Linked DNA regions of Homo sapiens: all the other regions are linked to region 1. The links are chromatin contacts, found by Hi-C or POLR2A ChIA-PET in ENCODE. All regions are on one chromosome and are shown on one strand. Each heading gives the region's core, a stretch centred on a gene start or an enhancer-like site at or near the end of the contact. The rest is flanking DNA. Distances are from core to core; before and after follow the strand shown. Region 1 overlaps CACNB4 (calcium voltage-gated channel auxiliary subunit beta 4). Region 2 overlaps CACNB4 (calcium voltage-gated channel auxiliary subunit beta 4). Region 3 overlaps CACNB4 (calcium voltage-gated channel auxiliary subunit beta 4).

Region 1 (3,874 bases), core at 477-2,976:
TTTCTGACAGACCTCTATGGTCCTCTGGGCACCTTTAAATCCCCTTCTGTGACTGCAGAGCCATAAATATATGGATCCAACTTTGGAAAATGTAAGTTTGGTGTCATGGCACCTACCCAGAAGGGACTGTTTACAGGGGATGTTGTAATTATAGACATGTAGACTATAGTGCTGTGCACCTTGACTATGGAACCAACACTAGAGTGTATAATCATTCAAAGAAAGATTTACAGCTAAGAAAAGGGCAGAGGGCTCTGGGAAACAGAAAGGCAAAAGGGTAAAGTGTTTGAGTAGCCAAGAAGGGTGGGATCCAAGACCCCTAGTGGAGGGACAGACCTTTGATAGAAAGAAGAATGCTAATTCATTGTGACATGCAGGGAAAAGATGAGTGCAGGCACAGACACTTCAGGGCCTTGGGAATAGGAAACTGAGGACCCATCAACTTCAACCATGGCCTCTACTTTCTTGATGGTATATGAGGTGAGGATGTCTACATTTGTCTAGAAGACAAGAACTCTTGACCTGAAACATGTGCCCTGGCATCTGAATGGTTAAGTTGATTATGTCTCACCATTTCCATCAAAAATGCCCAAGCCATATTCATTAGTTGCTAATACCCACTGTGTCCAAGGAGAAGCACCACTTGAAAAGGTAAGAGATGTTCTTACATGTGACATGCACACTCACTCACACCAACATTCCAACCTTGTATTTGATTGCTTTCCTGCATTGTATCAAGGTCTCAATTTGTCCTGGCTGCTGTTTGAGCTATGTGCTTGTTGATCAGTGATTTTCTCTTCAGTCTGGCAGTTTGATGTGACATTGAGCTGGTAATCTTATGTGGACCAGAGCCTCTTGTTTTCATGTCTTGAAATTATCAGATAAGAAAACATCTTTGATATAGAAAGTGCTAATCATTTTAGGGAAATCCAAATAGAGAAGGGTTGGAACAACACCGAGGTGACCTCTGTAGAGAGCTGGCACAAGTTCCCAGAACATCAACACAAATGAATACATTTCTATAATCAAGTTATAGCCTTCCCTCTCATCCATCACTTAGAAGGCCATCTATTATGCACCATGTTAAGTAGTTTCTCAATAATAAAAAAAAAAAAGCTTAAATGCAGAGAAAAGCTACAACTATGCTTGTCACATAAGCCAAATGATGATCAAATTAAGCTCTTGATTTTACATAGTGACTTTCTCCCTAGTAACTCAAAAAATTCATTCCTCCTGAGTCAGATTCTCACTGTGCTTTCGCTGTTTCCTAGAACTAAGTTAAAACATTTTGGGAAGTTGAATTAACCATTTCAGCAAGCCCTTTAAAGTCATTTGGGTGCCATTTAACAAATGAGTGTTCCAGTGGGCTATGCCACTTCATTTCAGGAAGTAACTTAAGCCCTAGGAAACTATGACTCATGGTCTGTTTTGTCCTCAACACAGTAAAATTTAAATTCCAGACCTATGCACCCAAGATTCTAAAAGGGTCCCTTTGCCCTTTGTTAATTCCAAAATAAACAGACCTATTATTTTAGGCCTGTTATACTAAAAGACAGGAAAGTGGGGAAAAACAACTAAGACCTAGATTGTTCAAGGTTTTATATCAGGTCAATTCACATTTTTTTCTTTTCTTTTCTTTTTTATTTTTTTGGAGACAGGTTCTCGCTCTGTTTTCCAGGCTGGAGTGCAGTGATGCAATCACAGCTCACTGCTGTCTTGAACTCCTGGGCTCAAGTGATCCTCCCACCTCAGCCTCAGCCTCCCAAGTAGCTAGGACTACAGGTGCACTACTACACCCAGCTAATTGTGTAGTCTAGTATAGTGCACTACACTAGCTAATTGTGTAGTACACTAGGTAATTAGTAGTACACTACTATACTAGCTAATTGTGTAGTACACTACACTAATTGTATAGCTAGCTAATGGTGTAGTATTGTGTAGTACACTAGGACTACAGGTGCACTACTATACCCAGCTAACTGTGTGTGTGTGTGTGTGTGTGTGTGTGTGTAGACAGGGTCTTGCTATGTTACCCTGGCTGATTTCAAACTCCTGGCCTCAACTGATCCTCTTACCTCAGACTCCAAAAGTGCTGGGATTACAGGAATGTGCCACCATGGCCAGCCCTCAATTTACATTTATTTCAATGCAATCTCATACTTTATGCCACTCATATAGTATGCATGGAGAAGCTGTGTGCATAACAAAGGCCAAATTCTTACCAGAACATATTTCTCATGAGTGTGAAGCTGTTACTCAGAATAATTTAAAGTTTACCCAGAACTTCATGGTGTGATTATTCAATGAAACCTTCCATTCCTCCTTCATAATGTATCAGAATCATATATATATATATACACACACAGACATATATATAAATTTCGCTTTTCTATGAGCTCAGCAAAATATACTACATATCATTGTTACATTTTGAAAAAAGTATATGTTTATAAATATATATATTTTGGGTCAAAATAGGAGAGAATTATCTTGCCCAACACTGATAAAAACAGTAAAGGAAGTTTTTAGAATCATCTCCAGAGAGTTTAAACAATAGAGCTGGTATCTATTTTGTAGAAGTGACCTAGCTGAAACCTTTCCTTGAGGCAGGGAGCTTGAACTAAATTGCTTTCTGCTGTATAATTCAGCAAATGTATAATTAGAAATGCAATTTTGCCAATCCACCAAATAAGCCCACATTGACAGACTCTCACCCCACACTGGTTGAAGCCTTCTCATAGACTTGAGTTTGCTTGTCATGGAACTTAACTTAAATGGAAATTCTGGAGTTCCTCTTGGGCTTCAGAGCATTTGGAAGTTATTTGCAAAATTTCACATACAAATATATAATACGCTCAGACTTTGTAAGTGTAGGCATCTTTTTCTTCAAGTAGTAAGATGGACCTTAATTTGCAAATCTATATTTGAAAGATCATGACTCTTCCCCAGTGAGATTAGACCACAGATAGTATCGTGGAATTTTTAACTGAAAGCTTTTGACAAATTATGGACTATTAAATGTATTTCATCTCAGACATATCTGTCTTGCCTTCCAGAGTTCCAGTTACATTGGTGCATATTTATCCTTATAAAATATGTTCTTTAAGAATTGGTTAGAGCTTCTTGACAAAGACCAAAAGAATCCAAAGGTTAGGACCAGACATTAGTCCAGGGATTCACAAACTATAGCCCACAGGTCCAGTCTGACCCACTCTCTTTTTTGTAAAGAAAAGTTTTATTGAAACACAGCCATGCTCACTTGTTGATGTTTGTCTGTGGCTGCTTTCACACAAGGACAGCAGATTCAACTAATTGTAACAGAGACCACGTGGTCTGCAAAGCCTGAAATATTTACTACTTGGACCTTTACAGAAAAAGTTTGCAGAACCCTGCTTTAGTCTATGCATCTACCTCAGATATATATATATATAGTATGTATATATAGATATATATGTATATATAGATATCTATGTGTATATATAGATATCTATGTGTATATATAGCTATCTATGTGTATATATAGATCTATATATGCACACATACATATACAATATACTTTATATTAATATATAGTATAGGTATATATACACATATATACATACACAATATAGTTTATATAAATATAGTATATATAGATATATACATATATACATATACAATATAGTTTATATAAAATGTATAGTATAATATAGTATAGATATATAGATATATACACATATACAATATAGTTTATATAAAATGTATAGTATAATATAGTTTATATAAAATATAGTATATAGTATAGTATATAAAATATAGTATACACACATATACATATAAAATATAGTCTATAGTATAGTATATAAAATATAGTATACACACATATACATATAAA
Region 2 (3,874 bases), core at 834-3,333, 45 kb before region 1:
GGTACCAGGGATTGCTAATGTACATGATTCCAAAATGATAGATGTTTTCCTATAAGTGACTTATGGAATTCATTCAGCAGCAAAAACATTAACTTGATAGGATTTTAAATGCAGCTCTGTAGGTTTGGTACCCATAGAAAGACAGTTTCAAAAGCATGGTACTTCAACTTTAGGACCTTACTTTTAAAGGACGTTCAGAAATTGTTTCACATGTACAAATGAAATTGGGACGTACATCCTCCAAATATAAAGGAATTATTTCTGATATGTGACTACCAAATAATACAAAATGTGTTAGCTAATAGCTGTATTCTTCTACTGCTCATTCTCTGTTATAAAATCAGAAAATAATAGAAATGCTTCAAGTAGCTTAGAGTGCAGGTAACTTTCCTTAACAATTAATTAAGTCATTTGTTCACTAACCACTGTTTAATGGCTTTTATGTGCCAGGTACTCCACTGGGTGCTGGGGATACAAAGAAGAATAAAATCCAATGGATATTCTTAAAGAGATCACAGATAAGTGGGAGAGGCAGAGGAATAAACAGCTGAGTACAATACAAATATGATCCATATCATAATAGAGGTGATAAAAATGGAATTATCAGCTCTGTTTAAATAGGTCAGAAAGTTTCATCCGGAAGCATTGCGTGGGATTCCTTGAAAAAAACGATAGAATCATTGTCACAATGTGTAAAGGGTACCTATCCTTACCACACCTCAACCGTGTTACAAAAAGGAGTTGGCTTGGAATTCTAAGGATGAAAAACAGATATCATATGTGTTATAAACACCCTGTGTTGAAAAAATGCCAGTCTGGCATTCCAGAAAGTGGAATCTGTTCTGAAACTTCCTAAAACTTTCTAAGGTAAATATATTCCAGAACTTCTCTTATTCATCCAGGGATTGAGAATGCTTCTTAGGGATTCCTAATATAAGTAATTCACCTTCATCATATTACAACTTTTCTCTGTGGTGGTGTAATATATACATATTATATGATGTAATTATATATATATACTATAGCAGCCATGATGGCACACACCTGTAGTCCCAGCTACTCAGTATGCAGAGGTAAGAAGATCCCTCCATATATTATTATATGTATATAATACAAATTATATTATATAGTGGCAATATAAATTATATTGTATAGTAGTAATAGCTGCAATGTAAGAGATTTCAGAATCAATTTTCTATAATCTACTTTAAGAGATTTCAGAATACACTTTGGGAGGGCGAGGCGGGCAGATCACGAGGTCAGGAGATCAAGACCATCCTGGCTAACACGGTGAAACCCCATCTCTACTAAAAATACAAATAATTAGCCGGGAGTGGTAGTGGGCGCCTGTAGTCCCAGCTACTCGGGAGGTTGAGGCAGGAGAATGGCATGAACCCGGGAGGTGGAGCTAGCAGTGAGCCGAGATTGCGCCACTGCACTCCAGCCTGGGCGACAGAGCGAGACTCTGTCTCAAAAAAAAAAAAAAAAAAAAAAAGATTTCAGAATAGATTACACGCACGTATGTATGTATGCATGTATAAATGCATGTATCTATGTAGGTATATAATGTATCATAGAGTCACATTAAAAAACCAGTCCCTCTGAATGGAGATGAGATGGAAACTCATGGAGAATTACTAGAAATTACCGAATTATACTGCCTGAGTATGTGAAAGTATTACCTTGCTTTAATTTTACTTTACTTAGTGTTGGGTCCATGAAATCAGGAAACAATTTCCCAGTCTTCCACATTTTAGTCGTGAGGAAACAGATCAATTTTTAGAGGTGAGGAACTTTCCTAGGGTTACCCAGCCAATCTGCAAGAGGGTTAGGAATAGAATCCAAGTTTCCTTAGTCTTATGGTTCTTCTTGCATTTTGTAAATGAGCTTTTATTGGCTGATGCTTAGCAAAAACGTTTCCCATTAGAATTCTGTAGGCCAGTCTGAAATTATCTGGCCAAGACTGATATTTTGTACTTGAAGAATGGAATGTCAGCTAGATGCCATCCGGGCCTCCACCCAGGCTTCCTCCAGCTCCCTGCACCTAGTTTCTATAACAGCAAGTCATGTGCTCAGCAAGGGGCTACACGGGGTCATGGGCCTGCTGCCAAGACTGGGGAGCAAAGCATGGAAGTTCAAGTCTAGACAGCAATGTGTTGAAAGCCAAGCTAGCAGGTGAGAGATCCAGCACATAAATAAAGACCAAGATGGGATGGCAGAGTCTTTAAGGACACCCTGCCCTATGCAACTGAGAGGGCAAATGAGGTGAGGTCTAAAAGCAAAGTAGTGGAGTCCTCTGGAGTTTAGGTGTTGGACCCAGTTTCAGAATAGAAGCAATAGCTAGGAGGAGGAGCCACCACATAGTCTGGAGGCTAACTCTGACTTGCAGTTGCTTTTGTTTGGTTGAGCATAGTTGTTATTATTTCTTAAAATAATGCTTACCTGAAATACTTTCATGTGCTCTCCATTTCACCATGGTTCCACCTGTTGCCTCACACCCATTCAGACAAGTCCGCAATGAGCCCAGCCTTGCTGTTTCTTCAGAGTTCTGGGTATTGCACAACTGGGCAGGGAGTGAGCACAGTTCCTTAAGACAAGCTGGCAATCCTCATAGACTCACAAATATGAATGTAGAGAGATTCCAACTTGAGGTTCTTTTGCAGTAGGCAAAATCAACAAACGCTCAGTATTGACTACATTTGATCTTTTAGGAATCAACTCAATGTTTTATGAAACTGACTTGCAAAATTCAAAAGGTCTAAAAAATATTAGAATGAAAACAGGATTTGTGAGTTTTACCAGCTGCTGGAGTCCACAAACTGCAACTGTCTTGGTAAATATCTTTTGGAAAGTTCTGATTGTCAGAAAACTTCAGACTATACATGCCAAAGATCTGATACTGGAAATGTCATGAATCATATAAGCCCCTGCCTCACACAGGGCAAATTTCATCTAAACTCCTCATGCTGGGCAGAACAATGGCTGCCCAAAGATGTCCACATACTAATCCCTGGAATCTGTGAATATGTTGGGTTTCATGAGAAATGGGAGTTAAAGTTGCTTATTAACTGGGTATCATAGTTCACGCTTTTAATCCCAGCACTTTGGGAGGTGGAGCCAGCAGGATTGCTTGAGGCCAGGAGTTCAAGACCAGCCTGGGCAACACAGCAAGACTCCATCCCTACAAAAAATTATAAAATTAGCCAGCCAAGGCAGCACACGCCTATAGTCCCAGTTACTTAGGATGCAGAGGTGAGAAGATCCCTTGAGCCCAGGAGGATGAGGCTGCAATGAGCTATGATCATGTCATTGACTCTAACCTAGGCAATAGAGGGAGACCCCCATCTCAAAAATAAAATAAATAAAAAGGTAAATTTACTTATCAGTTGACCTTGAGATGGGGAGATTGTACAGGATTATCCCAGTGAGTCTTATGTAATCACTTGGGTTCTTGTGAGTGGAAGAGGGAGGCAGAAGAGAGAGAACAAGAGAGATGGCATTGTGAGGATGACTCAGTCTGACATTACTTTTTTGAATATTGTATTAGTCCATTCTCACACTGCTATAAAGAACTACCTGAGACTGGGTAGTTTATGAAGAAAAGAGGTTTGACTCACAGTTCTGAAGGCTGTACAGGAAGCATGGCTGGGAGGCCTCAGGAAACTTAGAATCATGGCGGAAGGCGAAGGGGAAGGGGAGGCAGGCACATCTTAACCGTGGTGGAGCAGGAGAGAGAGAGAAAAGGGCGAAGTGCCACACACTTTTAAATAACCAGATCTCGTGAGAACTCACTATCACAAGAACAGCAAGGGAAAAATCAGCCCCATAATCCAATCGCCCTCCACCAGAACCCTCCCCCAACACTGGGAATAAC
Region 3 (3,874 bases), core at 1,375-3,874, 38 kb after region 1:
AAACGTGGACAGCAGATACTTCTTTTGTGACCCCCTGCTTTCCCTAACTAAACACCCCTTGTTCTTTTTTAACCATTTCACAAAATGATCTTGTGGTAGCAGAAACCACTGCCATGTGGTTTTCTGTTATTAATCCTAAACTTTCTTTCCTTATTGTTTTATCATAAAACAGATAATGTTATTTTCACAAGCATTCTGAAAATTACCTAAGTAAATGTTATTCCCTTCAACATAGTTACCTTAGGAGAAAAAATGTTTATTCCATTGATGTGGTCATTGCCCAAAACATGTCTAGAACTCCCTTCTCAGTGCCACAAACTTGCTTCTCTCATATTCCAAAGTGTGTAGAGTGCAGCTCTATAGGAATACATGGCTAAAGATGTGAATACACGTGGGTTTTTGTCATATTTTACCTGTAACACATTTACACTTACTTCATCTTTTTCTTTCTAAATAATGAAAAATCCGGCTGGGCGCTGTGGCTCATGCCTGTAATCCCAGCACTTTGGGAGCCAAGGCAGGTGGATCACTAGGTCAAGAGTTCAAGACCAGCCTGGCCAAGATGGTGAAACCCCATCTCTTCTAAAAAAAATACAAAAAAATTAGCTGGACGCAGTGGCAGGCGCCTGTAATCCCAGCTACTTGGGAGGCTGAGGCAGGAGAATTGCTTGAACTCAGTGGACAGAGGTTGCATTGAGCCGAGATCGTGCCATTGCATTTCAGCCTGGGCAACAGAATGAGACTCCGTCTTAAAAAAAAAAAAAAAAAAAAAAAAAAAAGATCCAAATATTGAATGAACACTTTCATTTTTATATTAATGTCTACATTCGTTCATGGATAACTGTGTAACTCTTCACTTGACCCTAACTTTAGAAACTGCCCATATAGCACCTCAAATTTGATTTTAGCTAATAGCTATTAAAAATGCTATTATCTGTGTTAAGTGGAATTTTAGGTTTCATTGCCTAAAACCTAAAATGGAAGTAAAGTGGATTTTCTTGTCATCTACAGGAAATGTTTGATGTTATATTGGATGAAAATCAGCTTGAGGATGCATGTGAACATCTAGGGGAGTACCTGGAGGCGTACTGGCGTGCCACCCACACAACCAGTAGCACACCCATGACCCCGCTGCTGGGAAGGAATTTGGGCTCCACGGCACTCTCACCATATCCCACAGCAATTTCTGGGTTACAGGTATTGTCACTTTTTCACTCATGCTTTTTACAACCTTACATGTAAAATTCTATGGGAACTTGATTAGGATGGAGACTGGAGTCATCCTTAATCTGAAGAGGGAACACTATGTGCACATTATATTTAAAAATCTTAAATATTATCTAATTATGATCTATCCTAGAGAAAACTACCCAGAGACTGACAATTTCCTGAGAATTATGCTGTCTGTGAATTTACAGTGGATTTTACTTAGGTAAATTAACTCCTCCTATGTCTAAACTCTGCTGGCAAACGTAATGCCTACTCAATGCACCTGCCCATTACTTTTTTTTAGAGACATAGTCTCACTCTGTTGTTCAGGCTGGAATGCAGTGATATGATCATAGCTCACTACAGCCTCAAATTCCTGGACTCATGGGCTTATGCAGTCCTGCTGCCTCAGCCTCCCAAATAGCTGGGACTACAGGCACATACCACACACATGGATAATTAAAAAAAAAAAATTGTAGAGACAGTGTCAGTGTCTCACTTTGTTGCCCAGGATGATCTCAAACTCCTGGCTTCAAGCAATCTTCCTGCCTTGGCCTCCCAAAATGTTGAAATTACCATCATGAGCCACCACTCCTGGCCCCTCCATTACTTCTTAATGCCACTTCTTAAGGATTACACAATAGCTAAGTAAGATATATAGGTGCAGATAGGCCTTTCAGCTGCCCTTAATTAATCCTGCCGCACCCAGGTTGCTAGGCCTGCTCTCTACCTTGCACAAGACAATGTGGATATAAGTAGAGCTGCTCTGTTCAGAAACAGTAACTGATCCCTGAGTTTTCTTGGGGCTGTGCAGGTGCCCACCTTTGTAAGTGGCTGTGGCACGTGTCCTTTAGGGAAGCTGGTGACGAACACAGGATCAAGAGGTTCTCCCTTCTGCTGTTCTGGTATTGCACTCAGAGGTAGAGATAGGGAACCAGAGACCTTATGGTACAAAATGAGCCTGCCTTTCTACATCAATTATTATTTACCATTCATCAAGTAGCTGCTGGAATGTGGCCAAACCCGCAGCAAACTGAGGAACATGTAGTCAATTGAGCCCTCTTGTATCATGATGAGTTTTGTTTTAATGGATTATAATGATAGTCTTAATTGTCGATCATACAGAGTTAACTCTGAGATAAATGGCACTCTCTGAAATGCTATTATAGCTGTATTACTCTGTTACAAAATTGCATCTTTGTAAGCAGAAAAACTGTCATGCAAATGAATAGCTTTTGAAACTAGAAATGAACATGAAAAATGTACTGTGGTAATGTACAGCACATACGCATGCATTAGGACTATTTCATGCCTTGTTTCACTTCCCATGGGCTGATCTGAGTGTACATTACTATTGACTAGTGTGGATTGGCTCTGAATTGTACATTACAGAATGAGAAATAGATGCATGAAGCAATACACTTCTGTAATGTACGTAGAAATGCAATGTTGCACTTTTATATTGAATACAACAATCTTGACTCATCACTGCTAAGACATCCACCTAGAGTGGTTCTCCCTGTTTCACTAATGAGTTAATGTGTTGCCCTTTATTCTGTGGCCTATTTCTTCTCCCAGTAACAATTGACACTTCATTGTGAGGCACCTGAGGTTAAAGGCACAGTCTGTGACCTGTCAAATGAATTTCCTTCTGCCTGAATCTGAGTGTACTTTAGATGAGATGTGTCTGGGCCCATGGTTTCAGCAGGATCCTGTGCCTTAACTGATGTGACCTACCTAAACCAGTAGACACAAGTAGATAAATGTTTTCTCATAGTGGAGAAAAATGTTGAATAACATTTTCTGAGCCTTCAAATAAGTATCTTAAGATGCTAATTTCAATTAATGGTATTAGAGGAATTTCGTTTATATTGGAAGATTATTTTGCAGGACATTTTAGTTGAGGAAGCAAGATTTATAAATGTATCAATTAGCTGGCTTCATAATTATTGTATACACCCTTGGAAAGATTATTACATTTATGTAGGATGCAGAAACACTTTATTTTATGAACAGCACAAATAATAATTTTATTAAAATGTTTTTAAAAGGTATAAGGAATATTCAGTTAGATCAAGGTGAGGTGTGTTACTTTAGAAGGAGAAAGATTATATCAATTCAAGAGAGAAATAATAAATGCTATTCTGAACTTTATTTCCCAATAGTAAAATAATTTTCATTTTTGCAATAGAAATGGAATTATTAGAACTTCCTAAATATATTAAGTTCCATTTAACAGTTAGCTTTCAATTCTACATTTGTAATAGGAAGCATAGTCATTCAGCACTGTGGAATTAAACTCATAAACTATCAACACTCTGGCATCTTTTCATGTTGTGTCCCAAATAAATAAGACCAGATATTCTAAGCAGATCATTGGTGCATCAGGATGCCTTATTAAGTCAGATATTTAGCATCTTATTGTACAGATCCTATGATTTTACATACATTTACATGTTTAGATGAATGAAGCTGACATTATTTAATCAATGAACTATCTGATATTTTTAGAGTCAGCGAATGAGGCACAGCAACCACTCCACAGAGAACTCTCCAATTGAAAGACGAAGTCTAATGACCTCTGATGAAAATTATCACAATGAAAGGGCTCGGAAGAGTAGGAACCGCTTGTCTTCCAGTTCTCAGCATAGCCGAGATCATTACC

The links. A loop is a pair of places that touch in the nucleus more often than their neighbours do. ChIA-PET counts read pairs that join two places held with the same protein, here RNA polymerase II (POLR2A). Pooled maps may share reads with other maps.
Region 2: a map of ascending aorta shows a loop between it and region 1 (2.3-fold over the local background). The contact joins two enhancer-like sites. A Hi-C loop is called at or near these places in 3 of 168 maps with a recorded cell type or tissue (ascending aorta, endothelial cell of hepatic sinusoid and endothelial cell of umbilical vein) and 4 of 50 pooled maps.
Region 3: a loop to region 1 is called in a map of heart left ventricle, with 2.2 times the contacts of the local background. The contact joins two enhancer-like sites. A Hi-C loop is called at or near these places in 3 of 168 maps with a recorded cell type or tissue (aorta, heart left ventricle and psoas muscle), 30 of 37 single-sample maps with no recorded cell type and 10 of 50 pooled maps. POLR2A ChIA-PET finds 5 or more read pairs at or near these places in 9 of 52 experiments (GM10248, H1, HepG2 and 6 more).

What each region holds. Positions count from the first base shown.
Region 1 is chr2:151,876,688-151,880,561 of GRCh38, reverse strand. The region is part of intron 4 of CACNB4 (calcium voltage-gated channel auxiliary subunit beta 4); the gene reads left to right. Among named protein-coding and RNA genes, the nearest start is that of ARL5A, 50 kb to the right of the region's middle. Within about 2 kb of position 1,726, at least 3 of the 41 ENCODE cell types and tissues checked have a DNase peak (open chromatin) inside an H3K27ac peak, as active enhancers do; they include ascending aorta, where a contact is called at or near this core.
Region 2 is chr2:151,921,695-151,925,568 of GRCh38, reverse strand. The region is part of intron 2 of CACNB4 (calcium voltage-gated channel auxiliary subunit beta 4); the gene reads left to right. Among named protein-coding and RNA genes, the nearest start is that of ARL5A, 95 kb to the right of the region's middle. Within about 2 kb of position 2,083, at least 9 of the 41 ENCODE cell types and tissues checked have a DNase peak (open chromatin) inside an H3K27ac peak, as active enhancers do; they include ascending aorta, where a contact is called at or near this core.
Region 3 is chr2:151,839,226-151,843,099 of GRCh38, reverse strand. CACNB4 (calcium voltage-gated channel auxiliary subunit beta 4) reads left to right here. Exons shown (of 14, transcript NM_000726.5): 13 at 1,012-1,197; 14 at 3,721-3,874. Among named protein-coding and RNA genes, the nearest start is that of ARL5A, 13 kb to the right of the region's middle. Within about 2 kb of position 2,624, at least 3 of the 41 ENCODE cell types and tissues checked have a DNase peak (open chromatin) inside an H3K27ac peak, as active enhancers do.